2 separate regions of the Mus musculus genome follow, and region 2 is linked to region 1. Evidence: chromatin contacts called from ENCODE Hi-C or POLR2A ChIA-PET data. All regions are on one chromosome and are shown on one strand. Each heading gives the region's core, a stretch centred on a gene start or an enhancer-like site at or near the end of the contact. The rest is flanking DNA. Distances are from core to core; before and after follow the strand shown.

Region 1 (5,624 bases), core at 1,359-3,858:
CCTGCTTGTGCAGGACTTTCAGGAGTCCCTGGGTCAGGCCTGTGTCAGTCTTCTGTGTGGCCACAGGCATTTCAATTCTGTCCTTTACAGGAAGTGGGTCTCCTCTGGACAGGGCTGAAAAATACCTGGAATGAGAGATATCACTGAAGAGCATCAGCACGCAGGCCACACCCAAGGCTGCCTAACACCGCAGCAGATGCGGGGGGGCCGGGGGGGGGGCTCCCAAAGCCAGCTGACCACACCGAAGTCCTGGGACCTTGACTGAGCAACCCCCTTGAACTTCACTGTGCACTCTGGTTTCTCTGCCTGCAAAGCAGACATGCTGATTGCTATTTGAGGGTCCTGGAAGCATCAAGTGACAGAAAGCCTGCATGGGAGCCAGGAGAGAGAGCCTCACTGAACTGTGTTCATCTCCCCTTTGGCTCTCATGTTTCCTTCCTCCGAGTGCTTTCTAAATGTAGACAGAGAAAGCAGAGTCTGATGCTAAGTTTTTCATTGTTTTAAAATATTTTTATTTTTAAATGTGTGTGCATGTGTAACACACACACACAGGAGTGTGGGTAGGTACAGGTGAATGGCCCTGGGACAGGAGCCACTGCTGGTTGTGAGCTGTGTGACATGGGTGCTAGAAGCTCAATTCAGGTCTATTGGGAAAGCAAGCAAATACTGCTAACTGAGACCCATCTCTCCAGCACCCCATGCCCTAAGGTCATTCCTTTTTCAACAGCTGCTTTCTGAGGTAATTGGCATTAAACACCTCGACACATTCACCTCTAAGTGGTGCAGACACACAAAGGCTTCCCACTTTCCATCTTTCCCAGTTCTGCCTGGGTCTACCCCCCACCCCCACCCCCCCCAAAAAGTTCCATTCTAGGAATCTGAAAATGTGTGAGCTGGAGGTTAAGGAGGCACAGAAATGGCTTGGGGCAACAACTTGAGTGAATTCCCTTCGGATTTGGCCAGCACGAGGCCTTGTGCCAGGCAAGGTCTTAAGCCACAGTCAAAGAACTTGTAGCCAGGAAGATGAACATGAAATTAAGCACCAGGGCACCAGGTATGTCTATGAGTTATCAGAAACCATCTAAATCTGAAACATAGATAGATGGACATGGATAGTGAAGACTGAATAGATTAAAGGCAACCCCCTCTCTCTTCACCCTTTAGGGTCAACTCCACCTATAACTACTAAGACTTTTGTGCTCCTCTCTGTGGTTTCGTTAATGAGCTAAGGAGTGGTGCGGACAGCCACGAGAGAAACAGATGCAGAACTGTTGACCTAAAAGTCCAGGCCCCGGTTACAATGCTGTGGCTTGGTGGATTCACACCTATTCATAGTTGTTCCCTCATCGGCAGTCTAATGAATCAGGGATTTCTTGTGTAAGGCTTCAAAAAAACTCTCTCTGTAGTATTAATAAATGTGCCAATAGGGGCGGAGACTTGAAGTGCAAATAAACTTTCATAAAGACACCCTAGCCCTTCTCTCTAAGGCTCGAGCATATGTAATATCGCTGAGGGGTTATTGAGAGAACTGACAAAGGGACCGCTGGGCTCACAGGTGACCCTGACGGAGCTAAGTAAGACATCCAGGTCCTGTCCCCTGAAGCCCCGTGAGAGGTACTCTACATGGCAAGCGTCTTTGCACAATTAAGGACTTTAGATGGGGGAAACTATCCTGAAGAAACGGTATGGCTCCTAAATGTATCACAGGACTCCTCAGGAGAGGAAGGCAGAAGAGAACCCACGGATTGTAGAAGGGCCAGGAAGTTCCAACAGCCGAGTCTGATATGGAAGCAGCCACCCCAAACGCCTGTTGCCTGCTCCAGATGTTTTGTTGCTTTTACCTCCAGAGCTGTCGTTTTTTAAAAGTCGAGTTGTTAAAACAGCCAAAAGTAACGAAACCACCTTAGCTAATATAGTTCAGAGAAAGTTAGCAAATTTTGGCTAAAAATAGTTATTCTCGTGATTTAAAAAGTGGCACAGTTCTCTTGTAAAACCGAAAGAATGAGTGTTAAGATTATAATGGTCAGGCCCTTGAAAGGGTTCCTGTCCTTGTTTCTAGAGTGTGAAGGTTCGCTAGCTGTGAGCTGTGCTGGACAATTTTCTCAGGTGGCAGCTTTCACATACCTCTGCCTCATTTGGGGGTGGGTGGGGGCATAATTCAGTTGTTCTGGGCGGTTTCATTTATAACATCCCTGTAACTGATTTTTTTTTTTTTTTAAACTCAGCGGAGCCACTTTTTGCCCCGCGGTTGGTGTGCAAGCTTTGTTAGTCTACACCCACAACGTCGGCGTCTGTACTCGGTAACGGGGTGAGGTTCCCTGGCCGGCCTTACCCCGCCGACCACTGCAGCACGTCCGCCGGCTGCGTACGGATGGCAGCCTTGGTGAACTGCTTGAGGATGTCCGGCAGCTCCGGGGGGATGTGGATCTGCTGCGCGCAGAACATGGTGTCGGGCAGCGGCATCGTTCTGGGGAGACCGCGGCGGCCTGGGACGTTGTGCTGCGGGGAGGAGAGGCAGGGTCAGCGCAGCGGGCGGCGGGGAGGGACTGCTCCGCCCCCTCAGGAAACTGAGGCCCAACCGCCCAGAGCGGATAGAGCACGCGATTGTGGCGTGCGGTCTCCAGGCAACCCGAGCTGCGCATGCGCACAGCCTCAGCAAACAAGGGGCGGACGTCCGGCTGGCCTCTGTGACCAACGAGTGACCACAGAGCGGAGAGCGCCATAAAACAGCTTGTTTTCCTAAAACGCGGAGGTTGCGCTAATCCGAACCCCAAGAGGTCTCGACCAGGGTCTCGGCTTGGCGTGTGACTCCATTTGGTCCACACACCCACTGTATGAATACACATTTCCAAACCAAAGCAGCTTGGCAAAAAAACATTTAGTTAATAGAATGGGAAAACAAGGACTCTCAGACACTGTTGACAGAAATGAGCGTTTATCTGGGGACTACAGGATTTTCTAACGACTTAGCAATATTTATCCTAAGGGGGGGGATAGGCATAAGGAGTAAATAATAATGCCTATTATGTAGCTTGGTAGGTTAACTTTTATTAAAACCTCTATCATGGTCTCCAAAGAAAAACAACACAATCGGGTAAAACCAACAGAGTTAAAATCTGATGTGGGGACTGCGAGACTCGCAAGGCTGGGGTTCATTTGAGCTGGGAATTGGAGACCAGCCTGGGCAACATTTAGCGCTTCAAGAAGCAACAAGTCTGTTCCCACCCACACCACCACCACCACCACCACCACCACCACCACCACCACCACCACCACCACCACCACCACCACCACCACATGACTGGTGAAGCGGAAAAGATTGTAAAACAATCTGGGTGTGCAGGTGTCTGTTCCTTTTATTCTTAAAAGTCTCAGGTATAAATTGTGACAATTCAGCTTTTGTTTTCTTAAGTGAATTATATTTTGCTGTTGTATCTAAAAAAAAAAAAAAAAAAAAAGTGAGCCTAGCCTACATTGACCTTTTTTTTCCCTACATAAGTTACTATTAGTTCGTTTGTACAGTATCTGTAGTGTGAATGTTTGCTTTTCATTCTGTTACCAGTCCAAATACTTCACTTTTTTTTTTTTTTTAATTTCAGCATCCATGCCCCGTTGTGTGGAATCCACTGAATACATACGGAAGTGTCTGCTTTACCAGATACACTATGGCAAGGAAATGGCCACCTAAGCAAAATGGGTGTGGTTCCTGAGCAAGAAGCTCCTTCCTCCTCCAAGTACATCCTAAAGCATAAATGAACGAGCCGAAAGAAAGTCTTAGGCACGGTTGTATAAGCAAAGGAGATTAAAGAAAACAAAACAAAATAAAAAAACCCAACGCAATGGCTAAACAACATAAAGTGATGCAGAGGGGCCTGTGCCTTGCTGACAGTCTACCCATGGTTTTAAAGGCTTGCAGAGTAGCAGCAGGAGGCTGATGGAGGACTAGGTGTGTATGTGTGCAGACCTAACGAGCCCACTGAGGAAGCAGCTAGGCCTCAGCGGTCTCCCCGGAGGGAGTCCTGTGTGCTGGCTTGGGCAGCTGACTTCTCGCTCTCTCTTCCATCTTCTGGTTACTATCTGTTCTGCACTTGTGGTCCTTGGAGGCAGACATCTTCAGTCACTTAACACATCAACTCTCCTAATCACTGTGTTTCAGGAGATAACCAGTTTTGAGTATTGGTTTCCTTTGGCGAGGACTTTCAACTTCACAGATTAAAGAGGGAGGTCTGGGGTTCAAAGAGCATATTTCCACCACTCCTACATTAAACAGCAATGTATTTAATTGGGTGGAGATGAGGAAAATGTTGAAAGCTTTTGAAAAACTTGAACTTAGAAAAACTAGAAATGGCCCCTAAAACCGAAAGATCTCACAATCATAAAGGAGAAAAGGCCACGCAACCCTTTCCTTCTCAGGCATGTAGGCAATGACATAAAACGGTTTCTGATGTGTCTTGTATCAGGCTCCATCCCAAAGCGATGGCTCACGGCAGTGTCACCCTGTGGCCCAGGTGGAGGGGCTTCACGCCTTCCAGTAGTAATGCTCTCCGTCCATTCAGTGCATGGGCAGGGGCAGACGTGTCCTCTGCAGCAACACTTTCCACCCACTGTCAAGCTTCAGATAACTGTTTTTCTTTCAACTATAAACACCTATATTCTTTTGGGGTGGGGCCTTCCTGTCACTCAGGCTCCAACAATCCTCCTGCCTGTTTCCCAGCTAGCTGGGCCACACACATGTACCACAGCACCAGCCTCAAACTTTCAGAAATTAAAAAGCAATCTTACATCAAAGAAAACACACAGCCAAAAAGAAAACAAGGCTACAACTAACATTCACTTTATTCAATTCTGTTCTCTTAACTCGGAAGGCAACAAATGACCACATAAAAAAGGGAGCATTTTTGAATATATACACATAAAATTGATCTGGGTACAGGTGTTTACTGTAATAGAAAACCGACCTCCCACATCACTAAGTGTTCTAATTCACTCCTAAACAGACACCCCTAGGCCTTAGTCACTCATTTCCATCTAAGGTTCTATAGGATTGTCATGATTACAAAATGAGGCACTCAGACAGATAGACAGGAATGGAGACATACATACACATGTATACTGTCTTATTTTTATATTAATGCCAAAGCTATTATTGGAGAGTATCTGAAGAAGCCCTTACTCACGACAGCTGTTTTAAATCTTTGACAACAACAGCAATAAGCTGAAACAAAACATCTGATTGACAGGGCAAATTAAGTGCCCCGCTACAGGGCAATTTAAGCAAAGAATTTAAAGACCCTTCACAGATGAGGTCTCTAGTAACACTTCAGTGGTACTATGTCATCTCTCCCCTTGATAATGACTGAACAGTTACGATCCTAGAGGATTGTTTTAAACAAGAACTTTGAGCATCACAATGTAAAATGAGGCATCACAGTAACTAGCCTGATATTCTCCACCCCAGAGAGGAGAGGAAGGAACTAATTTGGAGCACCGTGCCAAGTGCCAAGTTCTTGCATAATGGCACTGGCTCCTGTGTCTGCAAACACAACAGGGTACAAATGTCCAATGCGTATTTTGTGTTTGTCTTAAAAATTCATCAACTCAACCTGAATTTAGGAATATACTTT
Region 2 (5,624 bases), core at 1,621-4,120, 120 kb before region 1:
GGTTTAACTGAGAGGTGACGGTCTACCCTAAGTGGTACCCTCCCATGAACTAGGGTTCCAGGCTGAATTAAAAGGAAAACTCCAGCTGAATTCCACCCATCCTTTCATCTGCCCAGATGTGAGCAAGCAGCTCCCAACACTAGGCATGACCTGGTCCCTCTGTCAGCCCATCCCTGACTAGAGGCGTGGCATCCCTGAACCATGAACCAAAAGTCTTTCACTTTAAGTTGCTTCTTGTTGGGCACTTGGTAGTACTTGGTAAGAGAAGTAACCAACATACTAAAATACAGGATGATCGTTGTCATGTCAATAGCCATGAAAAAATTACTGGAAGTTATATTAATTGTGGCTAACTACATATAATTAATGCTACTTAGCTTGGAAATTTCCCTCTAGGCTTCAACCAGGATTTGTTATATGCTTAGAAGACATGAGATCAATGCTGGTTCCTGCCCCCTCTCAAAAAAAGTTCTTTTTAAACTAGAACAAAGAGTTAAGGAACAATTTTTCTATTGTATGACTTCATTAAGCATTTAAAATGATATGTATGAAGAAATTTAATCATGAAGAGAGCATTAAATAGTAAAATAAAGTAAAAACAAGTAAGCTTTTCTAAAAACAACTGAAAAAAAATTTTTTAAAGATTTATTTATTTACTACATGTAAGTACACCATAGCTGTCTTCAGACACACCAGAAGAGGGCTTCAGATCTCGTTACGGGTGGTTGTGAGCCACCATGTGGTTGCTGGGATTTGAACTCTGGACCTTCGGAAGAGCAGTCGGGTGCTCTTACCCACTGAGCCATCTCACCAGCCCAACAACTGAAAAATTAAGTGTTAACAATTCAACAGGGGGTGGGGGGACCAGGAAGAAAATCCCCAGGATTTCAGCATGACTGGTCTGAATGATGTCATTTTTCTTCAATAGTAGTAAGCCTCATTCTTCAGTAATGAATGGTTGGTCCTGTTTAATAATCAGAAACTTATTTAAGAAAACAAAACCTTCAGCAAAGCTCCTCATGGCATGCCTTTAGTAAGTGCATGAGTTGTGAAGACACACTACAAGAGAGAGAAAGCTGCCTTTTGTTCCACAGAAAATAGAGGGGCGGTCCTGATAAGCTTACCACACCAGCCGTCAACCAATAAGGGAATAAGAAACTGAACCTCTCAAAGGCTATAGCTTATGATCAACTTTATGGACTTCTGGGGGAAGAAAAAAACTCCATACAATTCAATATAGGAACCTAAATTGCCCAGTAGTGTCAGACTCAAAGAATTAAACCCCTTTGAACACATAGAACACATTGGGCTATCTGCAAGCATTTCCCATTTCTTTATCTGCAGGCCCTCAGACATCAACTCAGTCTACTTAGTGTGTCTGTGTATGGTCGTCTCTATGTGTACATCGGTGCATGCGCCTGTGTGTGATAAGCGCATGTGCACACACACATGTATGTATACATGGAGACTAGCGACTGAGGTCTAAGTCAGCCTGTCCCCAACTTATTTTTGGCACCGTGTCTTTTCACTGAACCGGATACTCACCGATTAGCTAATCTGCCTGGTCAATAAACCCTTGGGGCCCATCTGTTACTTGCCCCAGACTCCAGAGCTCCTGACATTTTGAGGCGAGTGCTGGAAATCCCACCTCAGGTCCTTATGCTTGCCTGGCAAGCGCGTAATACCTTAAACAATCTCCCAGTCTCCCCACAACTTTTTGAAAGACAATATCTTCACAAATACCGAGCTGGATGCACCAGGCTGGTTTATACTAGATGATGGGCGGCAGGATTCAACACAACCAACGCAAAGGGTGGAGAATGAACAAGGTGGCTGATGAGTCCCTCAGACTAACCCAGTTGGATTCACGCTCTGCTCCAGCCACTCAAGGGAGGTCTCTGGACCGATAGCATCAGTGTTGCCAGGAGCTGGAGAGAAAGGCACACCTCAGGCCTCAGCCCCGGCCCCCAGAGTCAGAGCATACATTCTTTAATAAGCTCCCAAGTGGCCTGTGGGACCTGAGGCAGGAAGAGATGGGACAGGGCTGTGGGGTGAATGAGGCTCTCAGCTGAGCAGTGAAAGGACATGAGGCCAGAAGATGCAGGCAAGAATGCTGGGTGAGCGAGAAGGCTCTCGGCTGGGCAGTGAAGATGCTCGCACTGCCCGGGAACCCAAATCCACACACTTCTCCTTCAGCAACACCAGACACGGTCCCCTGCACCTTCCTTTGTTTTCCTTTAACTGTGCTCTGTTTAATTTTAGTGAAGAGGCACATCTACTCTCTTGCCTGGTCCTGTCTTTCTCATGGTATATCCTAATAAATTCTTACCTATTTCCAATCTACAGACCCACAGTCACCCTCAAATGCCTCCTTCATGATACTACCAGCAAGCAGGCTGCATCGCTGAGAGCAAATGATAGCCCTGTGGCCAACAGGGCAAAAGGTCATGAAGAAAGGTCAGGAAATGGTGGCTTGTATTTTGTCTTCTAGATTTAAGAATACATAGGTATAGTTCTATCTGCTAAGACTGAGTAGCTAGACAAATATACACAGAAAATCAGCTCCTGGGAGGGGTGTCACACTGCCTCTAGAACCGTCTCCATATACTACCCTACCAGCAGGGACTGGTCACCAGCTAGGCTCTGGTAGTGTGTAGAAATAGGAAGAGGAACCCAGAAGATGCGTGTGTGTGTGTGTGTGTGTGTGTGTGTGTGTGTGTGTGTGTGTGTGGTCCTTCCTCTGGGGAAACTGGGTCTAGGGAAGGAGCCCAGGAAGTAAACAATGCAATATGAGGTGACTCAGGGGACAGCGGGTGGTGCACAGCAGGTGGAAACCAGCCATGCTTTGAGAGGGGTTGGCACAGAGCAGGCAGAAACTTCTTAGGCAGGAAGGATAGGACCATGTCACAATTGCAGAGAAGCCTCCAGGTCAAGGTGGTTCACAATCAGGGCCGAGGCTAAGTCAGGGAGAACCACAGTACGGTCCTCCCAGCATGGAGTGCAATTAGACTTTCCCCCTGAAAGCCTGGCTCTCCAATGGGAGGTGAGGAGGAAAGATAGCCTTCCATTTTCTTTTATTTTTAAAATAGTCTTTAAATACATGCTCCTGTCTGCTTTTTAAACAAAAAACAAAAACCCAGGCTACTGCCTCATTTGTGATTTCAGACGTAACTGAAACGGACATCTGTCTGTCTGACTCATAGCTGTCAGGGTAGATGACTTCGATGAGACATTCTGGGCTTTGGAATGTCTGTGCTTACAGGTGTTCGTTAATGTCTCCTAATGCGCTTTCTTTATGTAAAAGAATTTAAATTATAACCTTTTTTTCCAAATGTGAAGGTGTTCAATATCCTGAGTCACCGGGGAGATGCAAATCAAACCCGCAAAGAGACAGCAACGCACACCCACCAGAGAGGCTAAAATTAAAAAGACTGACAATACCAAATGTTGGCAAGGGTGTGGGGCGCGCATGTTCCCAGCAGACGGGGGTGTGAACACCACTGGGAAGCCAGTCTCTGTTAAAGCTTAGCATGTGCCTGCCTCATGACACAGCAGTGCCACTCAGAGACACGCTCCAGAGAAAGAATATCTGTACCCAAATTAAGACGGATACAAGAACATCGGGAGCCTGATTCATAACTCACAGCCCCAAATGACAAACAGTGTGGATGTTCATCACCAAGAAGCCTAACGAAGCTGGTATGACAGATCATACTTTCTCTCAGCTGGGGCGGGAGGGGAGGGGAGGGGAGGGGAGGGGAGGGGAGGGGAGGGGAGGGGAGGGGAGGGGAGGGGAGGGGAGGGGAGGGGAGGGGAGGGGAGGGGGCGATGGGACGGAAGAAAGGTGAAAGGGGAATCAAGTGAGTAAACCTGCACATACACAAATGTAGGAAACAGCTTTAACAATAGACGAAGAAAATCTTGCTACACGCAACAACACTGACGGATTTCAAATATTCTACTGAACCAGCCAAACCCCCGGGAAGGCTTGCTGCCATATAACTCAGTTGTACCAGTCTGAAGTACTCATCTGAGGAGGTTCAAAGCAGGGATTCCAGGAGAGACCTGGGCACTCGTGTTCACAGCTGCCTTGCTCACAATAACTCAAACACCCAAGGCGTCAGCAAATGGATAAGCAAAGTGTGGTGTACACACACACACACACAAGACTCTTTCTCCACTCTATGAGGAAATGGAACTCCAATACATGCCACAGCATACATGAACCTGGAGAATAGTGTGCAAGTGACATAAGCCAGGCACAGAGGGGCACATATATCCCCATGTGCATTTTTCATTGCTGGGGTAAAATAATTTGCAACCAAAAAACAAAACAAAACAAAAACAAGACAGCAACAACAAAGACTCAAAGTTAGGGTTTTTGTTGGTTTATGGTTCCAAAGGGGGAGTCCATAATGGCAAGAAAAACATGGCAGTGGGCGCCAGGAGCAAGACGGTTGGTCACATTTTGTCACACAGAAAGCTGGGAGAGCTAACTGCAAATGTAGTGAGCTATAAACTATCAAAGCCCACGCCCAGTGCTGTCTTCCTTCCAGCAAGACGGTACATCCTAACGGTCTGGTGACCTCCTCAAACAGCACAATCAACTAGTGACAAGTGCTCAAACACCTGACCTGAGGAGGGGAGTGGGATTGTTCATTCATCACCTGACCTGAGGGGCGTGGCAGGTTGCTCATTCAATCACCTGACCTGAGGGGCGTGGCAGGATTGCTCATCCAATCACCTGACCTGAGGGGCATGGCAGGATTGCTCATCCAATCACTTGACCTGAGGAGCGTGATACCATTGCTCATTCAAACCACCTCAGTCTGTTTATGTGAAACACAGAGTAAGCAAATCAGAGTAGGCTAGAGAGCCGGGACTGGGGGAAGACAGAATTGGTGAGGTCTTCGAGGTTACACGGGTTGTTTCTAGTGCTAAAGCTTTGGAAACAGTGGTGGTAGTTACATAGCATTGTGAAAGTCATCAATGTCACGAAACTGCACTCTTGCATCAGTGGCTACTAAAGGAGATAGTTTTGTTACATACACTCACCACAACTTTTAAAAACAATGACATGGGGGCAGTTCAAACAGGGGAACTAACAGGTCCCTGCAGCTGTTAAAAAAGAAGAGGGCTGCAGCTGTTAAAAAAGAAGAGGGCTGGCGACTAGGATCAGTAGATTGGAACTATTGCTCTGGCAAGGACGGAAGCTGGTTTCCCAGCACCCATGTCAGGTACAATGCAGATTCTATCTTTGGATTCTGTGGGCTCCCGCACACACACACACACACACACACACACACACACACATCTTTTTTGTTGTTGTTGTTTTTTGGTTTTTTGAGACAGGGTTTCTTGGTGTTGTCCTGGCTGTCCTGGAACTCACTTTGTAGACCAGGCTGGCCTCAATTCTGCCTGCCTCTGCCTCCCAAGTGCTGGGATTAAAGGCGTGCGCCGCCGCCACCACCACCCAGCTACCCACAAACATCTTAAAAAATAAAACATAAAGAAATGCAAAGAAAAAGGCAATTTAAGAGATACACAGACAAATCTCAAAACCCTTTGAAATGAATGAAGAAAGCTGGGCACGGGACAAGACTGTGTGATTCTACTGAGGCTCC

Evidence for each region. Hi-C counts contacts between places; a loop is a spot of excess contacts on that map. ChIA-PET counts read pairs that join two places held with the same protein, here RNA polymerase II (POLR2A).
Region 2: POLR2A ChIA-PET joins it to region 1 with 19 read pairs in Patski. The contact joins the enhancer-like site here to the promoter of Ropn1l in region 1. A Hi-C loop is called at or near these places in 2 of 37 maps with a recorded cell type or tissue (CH12F3 and mouse trophoblast stem cell). POLR2A ChIA-PET finds 5 or more read pairs at or near these places in 3 of 5 experiments (Patski and embryonic stem cell).

What each region holds. Positions count from the first base shown.
Region 1 is chr15:31,451,081-31,456,704 of GRCm38, forward strand. It overlaps Ropn1l (ropporin 1-like), which reads right to left and starts at 2,609. Exons shown (of 5, transcript NM_145852.2): 1 at 2,333-2,609; 2 at 2-125. The coding sequence starts at 2,463. Gm49208 (a long non-coding RNA gene) reads left to right here and starts at 2,591. Exons shown (of 2, transcript XR_003951491.1): 1 at 2,591-2,832; 2 at 3,600-5,279. Marchf6 (membrane associated ring-CH-type finger 6) reads right to left here. Exons shown (of 26, transcript NM_172606.2): 26 at 4,819-5,624.
Region 2 is chr15:31,334,117-31,339,740 of GRCm38, forward strand. All of the region lies in intron 1 of Ankrd33b (ankyrin repeat domain 33B), which reads right to left. Among named protein-coding and RNA genes, the nearest start is that of Ankrd33b, 31 kb to the right of the region's middle. Within about 2 kb of position 2,871, at least 1 of the 3 ENCODE cell types and tissues checked has a DNase peak (open chromatin) inside an H3K27ac peak, as active enhancers do.